Linked DNA regions of Mus musculus: all the other regions are linked to region 3. A link is a contact called in ENCODE Hi-C or POLR2A ChIA-PET data. All regions are on one chromosome and are shown on one strand. The core of a region is the stretch at or near the end of the contact, and the rest is flanking DNA. Distances in the headings are between cores, read along the strand shown.

Region 1 (3,565 bases), core at 843-3,342, 350 kb after region 3:
GATTGCTCTATGGAAAGAGTTCAAACGGCCACCAAGCACCAGTGAGCGGGCAACAGACAAGTGCAGAACCACAAGAACGAAGGAAATGGAATTCTATGCAGCCGCAGGCTCTGAAATCCCTGGGCTGTAGCACACCTGATGGGATATGTGTGAAGCCTCCTGGTCAGATGCCACAGGCAGGGGATGTGGAGCAACCCACCCACACACAAGCAGGGGCTTCCTGTACCATCTGGGACTCAAGCCACAAGCCACAGGGACCAGGCTCTTCACACCTGCCTATTACAAGAGCTTGTAGGAGCTTTTTGCCAATCAATTCCCTAGACACATTTCTCCTATAAACGCCAGCTTACTACCATCAGGATCCTCTTCTAGAAACAGCAAGGGGATCCCTTTTCACATCTCTCAAACACTGGTATCTCACACACAGCCCTGTGAGACGACAGGTGGACGGCTGAGGACACAGTGCCACTCTGCCGGACACAGCATCCGGAACCACAACCTCATCTACAGTATGCAGGTGACAGTGTCTGTCCTCTGGACGCTTCGAGGTTTAAAGAATGTACATTTAATTAGAGTTGCCAGGCACACGGTCAGAGCCCACGGAGTTCTTGCCTTTCTCTTCCTACTCTTGTGACTCAGTTTCCTCAACTCAGCTCCAACTCTAAAGAGATCCAAAGCTCACTTCAGAAATGCTAAAGGGCCCAGGCACTACCAAGGAGCAGCAAACTCAACTTTAAATTTATTAGCTACAAGTGGAAGCCACTTCCCCAACTGACTGACTCCCTGCCCTGGATCCTGTTTTCCCATCATGGAATAAGGAGAAAGTGATTTAGGTATACTCTGAGAGCCAGCGAACAGGGAGCCCTCACCAGTTTTCTGGGCCTCTTCAGGCTCCTGGGCACTGCAGCAGTATACAAATAAGGTTACACAATGGGCTAGAGGCTCTAAGACTGTCTTGTCAGTGTTCACTGAACCAGTAAGCACAGTAGCTCTTTAAAATGTCTGGGAATACTTTGAGCCACCGCGAAGCTAGTAGGGACCAATGTTCCTAGAGTTTCCCATCAGAGTTGAGCCTGGCTGCCTCATTTCGAAGTAGGCACATTTTAAAGCTGTGTCGTTAGACCCTATGACCCTTCTAAAAGTACCAATTCCAGCGTCTAAAGTTGCCTCGTTCTTAGCTGAAGCTTCTCCGCGCCCTTTCCGCACAGGACTGCATCTGGCAGCAGCTTTGATCTGCATGCCCGACTCCGGGCAGCAGCTCTGTCTCTCCAGAGGGCCGGGAACGTCCACAAAACTTAAGGAATCTAGAGCTTCCTGAGCCCTTCCTTGGCAGGTAACTCGTCGGACGAGCACTTCTCAACGCCCCTAAGGGTGTTCTTATGCAGATTCCCTAAACTAGGGGCAATTAGAGCATCCCTGACTCCAAAAGGGGACCCAGTCAGTGGCCTGTTCTGTCAACCCAGGAGAGTCTTGATAGCCGGCAGAACAAGCGTGCTGGAGAAAGTGCGTCCTCCACTCCAGTGCCCAGCGTGCTCCTAATCTGGCCCATCTGGGAGTCCAGAAAGTAAAACCGTGGGCCTGGAGAGGGCGCCCCTCTTTAGAACTTTAACCCGGCCAAGGCAAGAAAGATTCGTCTCACCTGAGCGGGACGCGAATGGCCAGATATCGGTCGACAGCCACCGCCAAGAGGCTAAAGATGGAGCTCTGTGTGAGCACCAGCACGAAGCAGGCGAGGAAGAGGCAGCCGTGGAAGTCCGTGCAGAAGCCCAAGCTGATGGTGATGGCAAAGGGGATGGCGAAGAGTCCCACGGCCACGTCTGCCGTCGCCAGGGATACCAGAAAGTAGTTGGTGGGGGTCTGTAATGCACTCGAGGCTCCCACCGCGGCGCACACCAGCACGTTGCCCGCCACCGCCAGCGCAGCGATAACCAGCTCCAGCGCCACGTACAGCGCGTCTTGCGTCTCTAGCTGCATGGCCGGGCCAGCCGGGCCCGGGGAGTCCTCTACTGGGGTAGTGTCGGGCTCAGGACAGCTGCTAGGGTGCCGCCAGGCATGGCCACAGCGCTGAGACCGCGCGTCCCAAGCTGGGTCTGCGCCGCCCAGCCAGTGCGCTCCGGACGGGGGCGGGGGCGTGGCCTTACGGGGGCGGCGCCCATTGGCCGGCTGCCAGGAGCCGGTCTTGGCCCCGCCCCCTGCCTAGGGTCCTTGCTCCAGCTGCTCCTGAGCTCGGGGAAGGATGGGTTCCCGAATTTCCCTCGGGCGGGAGAGGGACACATTCAGGAAAGACACCTCGAAGCTTCACCACTTCCCGCCCGAGCGCGAAGTCCCAGACTTCACCCTGTCCCGCGCCCGATCTGCACACTCTGAACTGACGCCCCTGCAAGGTGTCCATACTCCCCAGCACCGGAGCTGCACCCCAGGTCCGGGCCCGGGCTTCCTCTCAGTGCTGCATTCTCCGCGCGGCCCCTAATCCACCCGATCCCGTGGTCTCCGCTGCCCCGCCAGGGTGCTCGCCGGCTCAGCCCTGCGCTCTCCAGCCCACTTATCCAAGACCGGCTTCCGCTCACTTGCGGCGCCGCCTCTTCCCAGACACTGCCGCCTTCATCCACTCCAAGAAGGGTGCTGAGCGCCCACACCTGTGGGTGATCTGTCCTTCCTGCCACCTGTAAGAAGCCCCCAGCGCCCTCCACCGCCTTCAACTCCACACTTCTCTCCTAGCGAGCCCTGGCTGCTCCTTGGCGTTTGGAGTCCTTAATCCTTCTAGAACACAGCTTCTGCCCCGCGGAAGCTGCTACCTGTAGTCACCAGCCAGGATGGTTAAGGAGTTTGTCAACACAACAAAGATGACTGAAAAAAAAAAGATTAAGCTGAACTAAAACACGGGTGACCTCTAAACAGCTTCTTTGAAGAATAACGGGTTTTTTCTTGGGGTTTTTTTTTTGGTTTTTCGAGACAGGGTTTCTCCGTGTAGCCTTGGCTGTCCTGGAACTCACTTTGTAGACCAGGCTGGCCTCGAACTCAGAAATCTGCCTGCTTCTGTCTCCCAAGTGGTGGGATTAAAGGCGTGCGCCACCACGCCGGGCTGATTTTTTTTTTTTTTTTTTTTAATGTTGTGGCTGGATTAGCTCTCTCTGAGTATGAGTATGGGCGTGGGGGAGGGGAAAAGTGCGTTGAATTACACTTTCTGCATGGCTGTATGATATATATAAAGTACATTTCAGGGTTAGCTGTAATATTAACAGCAAATCCCCCACGAGCCCACTCATAGCATAGACAAAATCACCAAAGCACACAGAGTACATGTTCTATCTGGGTATTTTAAGGGTTTGGTTTTTTTTTTTTTTTTTTTTTTTGTTTATTTGTTTGGTTTTTTTGTTTTTTGTTTTTTTGGATTTTTGGTGTTTTTTTTGGGGGGTGTTTTGTTTTGTTTTTGTTTTTGTTTTTGTTTTTTTCTAGACAGGGTTTCTCTGTATAGCTCTGGCTGTCCTGGAACTCGCTTTGTAAACCAGGCTGGCCTCGAACTCAGAAATCTGCCTGCCTCTGCCACCCAAGTGCACCACCACGC
Region 2 (3,461 bases), core at 251-2,750, 280 kb before region 3:
AGTGAACAAAGGTAAACCAGCTGTAACCCAACAGTGGAGTACACAGGATCCACAGAAGAACCTGTGGGTGATTAGCAAAGATGCAGGGAGGGGGTTGGTATGAAAATACCAGGGGGAGGGGCTGCTTCTAGGTAATAAGAAAGAAAATTATCAGACAAAAAACAACAACAACAAAAAAAAAAAACAACCAAAAAACACAAAAACCACAAGGGAACAGATGTTTAAGTCTGCAGAGAAATTTTAATGCACAGGTTGCCTGGGGGAAGGAAGGTAATGACTATAAAAAATGTCAAATGCCCAACAGGTGGAAGGACTTATGGTCACAGACCTAGGAGTAGGAAGAAGCGGATCTAAATGCACCTTCAGAGCTGAGCTGAAACCATCAATGAATTTTTTCTACTCCACATTTCCACAAAGTAGACTTTTCTTATCACAGATTCTAGTTGGCCCATCCTGAGACACTTGGTATGTCACTATGTCTTTATTATTATGATCTGAAAATATGTTGTTCCCCAACCTAACCTCTCCCCATCCCAACCCCCACCCCCAGCCATCCTGCCCTTTGCAGATCCCATCTCCTTGAACATCCCAACCTGACAATGAAACCCGTGTGACACAATCTACATGGGAGTTCACAGTAAAAAAAAAATTTTTTTTGTTTTTTTGTTTTGTTTTTTTGGTTTTTCGAGACAGGGTTCTCTGTATAGCCTGTATATCTCTGTATAGCCCTGGCTGTCCTGGAACTCACTCTGTAGATCAGGCTGGTCTCGAACTCAGAAATCCACCTGCCTCTGCCTCCCGAGTGCTGGGATTAAAGGCGTGCGCCACCACGCCCAGCTTCACAGTAAAATTTTAAAGGAAGAAAATATATTACATGTACTAATCTCTGGCCGAAGGACAATTGGCTACATCGACCTCTACGGGTACAAAGGCGATAACCATCGTGATTATCTGTGTACAGCGTAGTAACACTGGAACCCAAGGCTCTGGCAATCTCTCCCTACAGGATCGCCCTGAACTTGTGTATCAGGGCCCTACAGGCCATTCCCCTCATCCGGGCAGGCTATGGGAAGACGGGTTACCCCCGACCTCACACCCAGAGATCCTGCAGCGAGTGTGCTCCACACCCGCTGACAGGAGGCCTCTGTGCCTCCGGGGTCGCCGGTGCACCCTATCCCTCACAGTCCACAAACCCTCTAGCGACAATTTGCCCGGGGCTGGCCCTCCTACCCACCCACCTGCAGTTCCTACAGCTCAGGCAGTGGGCGGGCACACGGACCCAACAGCCTCGGGCGACTGGGCAAGACCCCCAGCCCCAACTCAAGCACCGGCTACCGGCGCTCGGCCGCCATCCCTCACCTGCGACAACATGACGACCCTGCGCCAACCCGCCCCCCACTTCCGAGAGCCACGACAGCAAAGCTGCCACGCGATCCAGCTCTACAGCCGACGTCACAAGCGCACCAGGAAGCCACTTGGTGGGAGGGCGCAACTCCAGAGACCGGAAGGCGATAGGCGGGTCCATACCTTGGGGCGGGGCTCCATAGTGGGCGGGGCGGAAAGAGCTGGTCCACGCGACGGACGCGGGCGGTAGGAGGCGGGGTGTGTGGGCGGGGCCTTGACGCAGAGACTCTGTAGGGGCTGAGGTGGAGGTGGGCGGGGCAAGCGTGAGCAGGGGCAAGGGCTGCACTTCTAAGGAAAAGCAAAACGCTTGGGAATAAACTGGCTAACTTAATGGGTTCTAAAGCGAAGTTTCTTGGGTTATGAATGGAAAATGTTTTTTGCTACCAAAGAAGTACAAACTGTGAGTCATTACCACCAGCAGGGACGCCCTGAGAGAGGCGGAGCTTTATAATTTAACCTTGTAAATGTATTGTATTTTAGTATAGTCTTTCTTAAGCGATTTAAATGTTAAAGAAAATTGAGAAATAAATGTGTCCTTGGAAAGAAATTAAAAAAAAAAAAACCGAGTAAGAAAGAGACAAGAAGACTAGCGTAAGCAGTGAGGGTACTGCTGTAAGGGGCATAACCTCAGAACAAGAAGAGAGGCCAGTATCGCGCCTCTGCCCTCCATGTACCAATTATATAACCAATCTCTATGTACATCCTTCCTCGGCTGTAAAGTGGGAAGGACGGTGATGGCTTTACAGAGCATTTAGTAAAGTGGCACAAATTTGCTTTTATTACTGTTTTAAGTCACCTGCTGATGGCATGATCATGCCTAGACCTAAAATTCAGAGATTTTTTTTTTTTTTTTTTTTGGTTTTTCGAGACAAATTCAGAGAGTTTAAAGCCATCTTTGCAACTGTAATGATAGAGATATTCTGTTTGCTCAACTATGTCAGACTGTTGGAGGCTCATGCAATGTCCCTCTCACCTTTTCTTAACTGAAGGGACTCTTCACAGAACCCGGGGTTTTATCTGGTTCTTTGCCAGGACTATGTCAAACCCAGTGTTACAATAATGAAGAAACATGGACCTAGTTCCCAAAAAAGAGAAAGCAGGCAAGGTAATTGCGCATCTTCGTGTGAAGCTGGACAAATGACCTATGTCCTAACCTGCTTGGACAAAGATTTTGGTGGCCCACCCTGTGTTGTGAGGTTGTGTGGAAAAAAAATTTTTTTGGTTCTCACTTTTTATATGAATGCAATTTGAATTCACTACCATATTTTAAGATATAGAGCATTTGACAAGAAAGTGAATTTCCCACTTGTTAGGATTTTTGTCTTCCTTTTTGGAGGACTGGTGTGTGTGTGTTGGGGGGGGGGTTCTTTGCTTGCTTTTGAAACAGGGTGTTGCCTCCTAGTACCAACTGACTAGATGCTCTGTCCTCCTGCCTTGCCCCTATCTCCCCTCACCCTCAAGAACTGGAACTTAATGACGGGGAAAGTCTGCCTGGGGTGTTGAGCCTCTATGTAGGGACTGTACTCTTTGTCCAGATCCTGAGCCCTTCTGTGAGCATATCCACCAGTGAGCCTGTAAACTACTCTTTACAAAATTACCTACCTTGCCCCTGACAGCACCCCCTGAGTATTTAAATAGGAGTCTCAATATACTTGAGAGTAAAGCCTCCTTTGTAGAAAATGAAGCGTATTTTCTTCATTTTTTTTCCTTTTCTTCTGATGGAGTGTGTTCTGACCCGTTAGATCACATGCAGTGTTCTAAATACAAGTCTGCCTTTTGATCTCCCCATATCCTTTACCAAAACTGAGTTTTAGTCTTTGCAAAAATACCAGGAGATTTTTATATAGTATCCTGATGGCTACTGTTCAAAAGTTTCTGGAAGCAACGATAGCCCTAAGTTGGTAGTGATGAATGGAGTCTAACTGCTCAGTGACCTTGCCTACACCTCACTAAGTGGAATGCTGGCACTCTCTCCCTGTCTCCTGGTGTCTTAATATAACCCTACTCATTCTTTGAGCCATAGAAAGCTTCATATGAATTGCCAAAGCAATGTCAAA
Region 3 (3,308 bases), core at 230-2,729:
AAATCAATGGCTGCCCTCCCACCCTGGCTTTTCTCTTTTGGATTTCTTTGTAGCCCTGGCTCACTACTGTAGACGAGGCTGGCCTGAACTCTGCCTGCCTCTTCTCAAGAAAGCTACAGTTCTTAACACATCCTAGACCTAAAAGGGAAGTATTTTTCAAATTACTAAAATACATTTACAACTAGCCAAACCAGCCCAACTGGGTTCAATTGTAAGACCACATTAACTGAAAATTTTAAGACCCAAGTTAATGGACTAGAAGGTCTAAGTTCTTAGAAGACCAGGTTTGACTGCCAGCACTAATTGTGGCTCACAACCACCTAAGTCCGGTGCCATTTTTTTCTAGCATCAAGACAGCAAACACACACAAAAATGGCTCTATAGGGGGCTGGAGATGGCTCTGTGGTTAAGAGCACCGACTGCTCTTCGGAAGGTCCGGAGTTCAAATCCCAGCAACCACATGGTGGCTCACAACCATCCGTAATGAGATCTGATGCCCTCTTCTGGTGCATCTGAAAACAGCTACAGCGTACTTAGATATGATAAATCTTAAAAAAAAAATGGCTCTACAGTAAGAGCTGTGCACTGTTGCCTTACTTAACCACCCCCATCAGCTACAACCAGTATTGAGTACAGGCAAAACTGATGCTCATACATGAACACTCTAGCTCAAATCAAAACGGTCTAAAATCCCAAGCTGAAAGCTTACCTCATGGGAGGCCACAGCTGTTGGCAATCTTCCACTCTTAAATCCCCAACCTAGAAGTACAGCAGTTGTTAAAAGTCCAGCCCAAGTTAAACCTAAACCCCAGCCACCGGTGTGGGCTTGACTGCAGTCAGCCAGGAGCAGTTATCGTCAGTTATCGACTCTGACGGCACTTCCTACTTAGTCATCTCATCACAGCAGTCAAGCTTTCTGCTGTCCTCCAACTAGTAGTTCCAGCCACTAAATGGAGACACGTCTTAAATTTATGTATGTGCCCACATGGGCCAGGGTATGTTGGGAGTCCCTGGAGCGAAAGCTACACAGCCTCTTGTCTATGAACCCCACCTGATACTCCAGAAACCCTTACCTCATGGTGGGATGATACTGCTCCTATTCCACGTTGTCAACGTCCCGTCTGAAAGGTTAGAAGAGTAAGAGTCATGAGGGGCAATTAGAACACTTGTGTTCAGCACTGGGTCGCCGAGGCTTAAACGACTGCAGTCAGCTAACTAGGGATGTCGTCAGTTGTCGCATCGGACGGCACTTCCTTTTTTTTCTAGTTTCATCATCATTGCAGCCGACACCCCGCCCACGCGCGGCGCCCCGCGATGCAGACCTCGACTTACCAGGCTCCCCTAGATCTGTGCAGCGCACAAGGCGGAGCTGAGAGGCTGGGCCCGGGCTCAGCATCGCTCCAGACCGTCACCAGCAGGCCACGGCGAAGGGACCAGCTCAACGAGCGAGAAGAGCACGATCCCATGATGGCCGCAGAGAAAGACGGCGCGTGAGCGCCCTCCTCTTAAGGGCTAGGAATAGACCACTCCTCACCCCAGGGAGGTGAGGGCGGCAAAGGCTCACGGGAACTTCCAGCGGCCCGCCTCGCGACCCAGGCCTCCCCCGTTCTGTTGAGCGAGTGGTCTCCCCCGCCCCGGGGGATTCTGGGTAGCGAAGAGCGCGCGAGCTCCAGCGCGCCTGCGTGTTGGGTTAAGCGCGGACTCGACATCCTTTCCGCGGTTTTCCGTCCTCGTTGTCTTCCCTGACTTATTAGTCCTTTGTGAACGTGTGTAGTGTGTGAAATGTGTAGTCAGACCTGACAGTGCAGGCCTGTAATCGTAATCGATTAGGAACCCGACGCAAGAATTCGAGTCCAGCCTGGGCAATTTAATGAGCCCCTGTCTCTATTTTAAATTTAAAAAAAAAAAAAAAAAAGCGGGCCTATATAATCTAACTGGGTGGTGGAGAGCCTGGCTCATCTACGCTAACACACACGAAACCGCGTTCAAAGACAAACGCTGTTACAAAAGTGTAATGATTGGGGCCGTTCTGCACCCCATTATTTTTACAACATATCCACGGAGTCTCTCAAGGCCCTATGCAGACGGCCCTCATCACATTCCTTAGAGAACTGTAGAATCAAGAAGAGCTCTTGATCCATTTCCATTGCCCCCTGCTCTTTCCACTTCTGACTGGAGAGACTTGCATCGGGCATAGGTAATAGAAAACTGCTAATGCTATGCCTTCAGTATATGAGTATGTTTGATTTTCTCAAGGGTTGGGGATGCAGTGTTTCCCTAGCAAACATGAAGTTCTGAGCTCCATCCCCAGCACCTCATAAACTGGACATTGTGACAAACTCCCAAGCTCTGGGTATGTGGAGGCAGCAGAATCAGAAGTTCAAGGTCATCTTCAGCTATGAGGTCAGCCTGGGATATGTGAACCTGAAGACTAGAGTAGGGTTCTTGTGAGTTCAAGACCAGCCTGGCCTACGGAATGAAATCCTGTCTCAAAACACCTCAGTGCAAAATCTGTTGAGCTAGTATATATGATATGCTGGGTTCTACCCAGCAACACACACATAAGTGCTTGCATGCACTTCTTATGCAAATAGGCTGAGGAGGCAACTCATTTTGACAGAACTAGACAGGTGGTCATGAGACTGCAATCTTGGTGGTCTGAGGAATAAACAGAATTTTGATGGAGGGAGGGAAGTCCAGGCCAAAACATTCTTAAAGGGAATAAGATAATTTCCCTTGGAGCCAAATATGCTTGACCATGGCCAGGAACACAAGATTCATGGGTCCCCAAATACCATGTTCTATATTGGAAGTGTCTTGGGTTTTTGTTTGCTTGGTTGGTTGGTTGGTTTTGGTTTGGTGCCGTTTTCGAGACAGGTGCTGTTTTCTGTGTAGCACTGGCGGTCCTGGAACTTGCTCTGTAGACTAGGCTGATCTTGAACCTGGAGATCTGCCTGCCTCTGCCTCTCGAGTGCTGGGATTACAGGCATGTGCCACCACCATTGCCTAACTTGTTACAGAACAAGGAAAGTCATTTGGTGGGGACCTCAATTGGCAAGTTACAGTAAAGATGAGGACTCTGTTGTAGGTTTCAGGTGCTGCCCAATGATGTTTTTAGCTTTTGAATGTGTGGAAATTAGTGGCCTGTCAAGAATAGTAATATAAGGTTTTCATAGTCACAAGGATGTTAACTCGGGGGCAAGGGATATGGATGGCTTCAAAGGGACCAAAAATAGTCCAAAATAATTTAGCTCTGGTTTGAACACTAATTTCAATCTTGAGTCATTTGGCCTTGAATCTTTAACAGA

What was found. Hi-C counts contacts between places; a loop is a spot of excess contacts on that map. ChIA-PET counts read pairs that join two places held with the same protein, here RNA polymerase II (POLR2A).
Region 1: POLR2A ChIA-PET joins it to region 3 with 22 read pairs in embryonic stem cell. The contact joins the promoter of Adora2b here to the promoter of 2410006H16Rik in region 3. POLR2A ChIA-PET finds 5 or more read pairs at or near these places in 3 of 5 experiments (Patski and embryonic stem cell).
Region 2: a map of heart shows a loop between it and region 3 (2.8-fold over the local background). The contact joins the promoter of Tvp23b here to the promoter of 2410006H16Rik in region 3. A Hi-C loop is called at or near these places in 1 of 37 maps with a recorded cell type or tissue (heart). POLR2A ChIA-PET finds 5 or more read pairs at or near these places in 3 of 5 experiments (Patski and embryonic stem cell).

What each region holds. Positions count from the first base shown.
Region 1 is chr11:62,247,511-62,251,075 of GRCm38, reverse strand. Adora2b (adenosine A2b receptor) reads right to left here and starts at 2,092. Exons shown (of 2, transcript NM_007413.4): 1 at 1,640-2,092. The coding sequence starts at 1,974.
Region 2 is chr11:62,877,494-62,880,954 of GRCm38, reverse strand. Tvp23b (trans-golgi network vesicle protein 23B) reads right to left here and starts at 1,500. Exons shown (of 7, transcript NM_026210.5): 1 at 1,360-1,500. The coding sequence starts at 1,371.
Region 3 is chr11:62,601,048-62,604,355 of GRCm38, reverse strand. It overlaps 2410006H16Rik (RIKEN cDNA 2410006H16 gene), which reads right to left and starts at 1,479. Exons shown (of 5, transcript NR_030738.1): 1 at 1,333-1,479; 2 at 1,074-1,121; 3 at 710-759. Snord49b (small nucleolar RNA, C/D box 49B) reads right to left here and starts at 1,270; the gene lies at 1,208-1,270. Snord49a (small nucleolar RNA, C/D box 49A) reads right to left here and starts at 896; the gene lies at 835-896.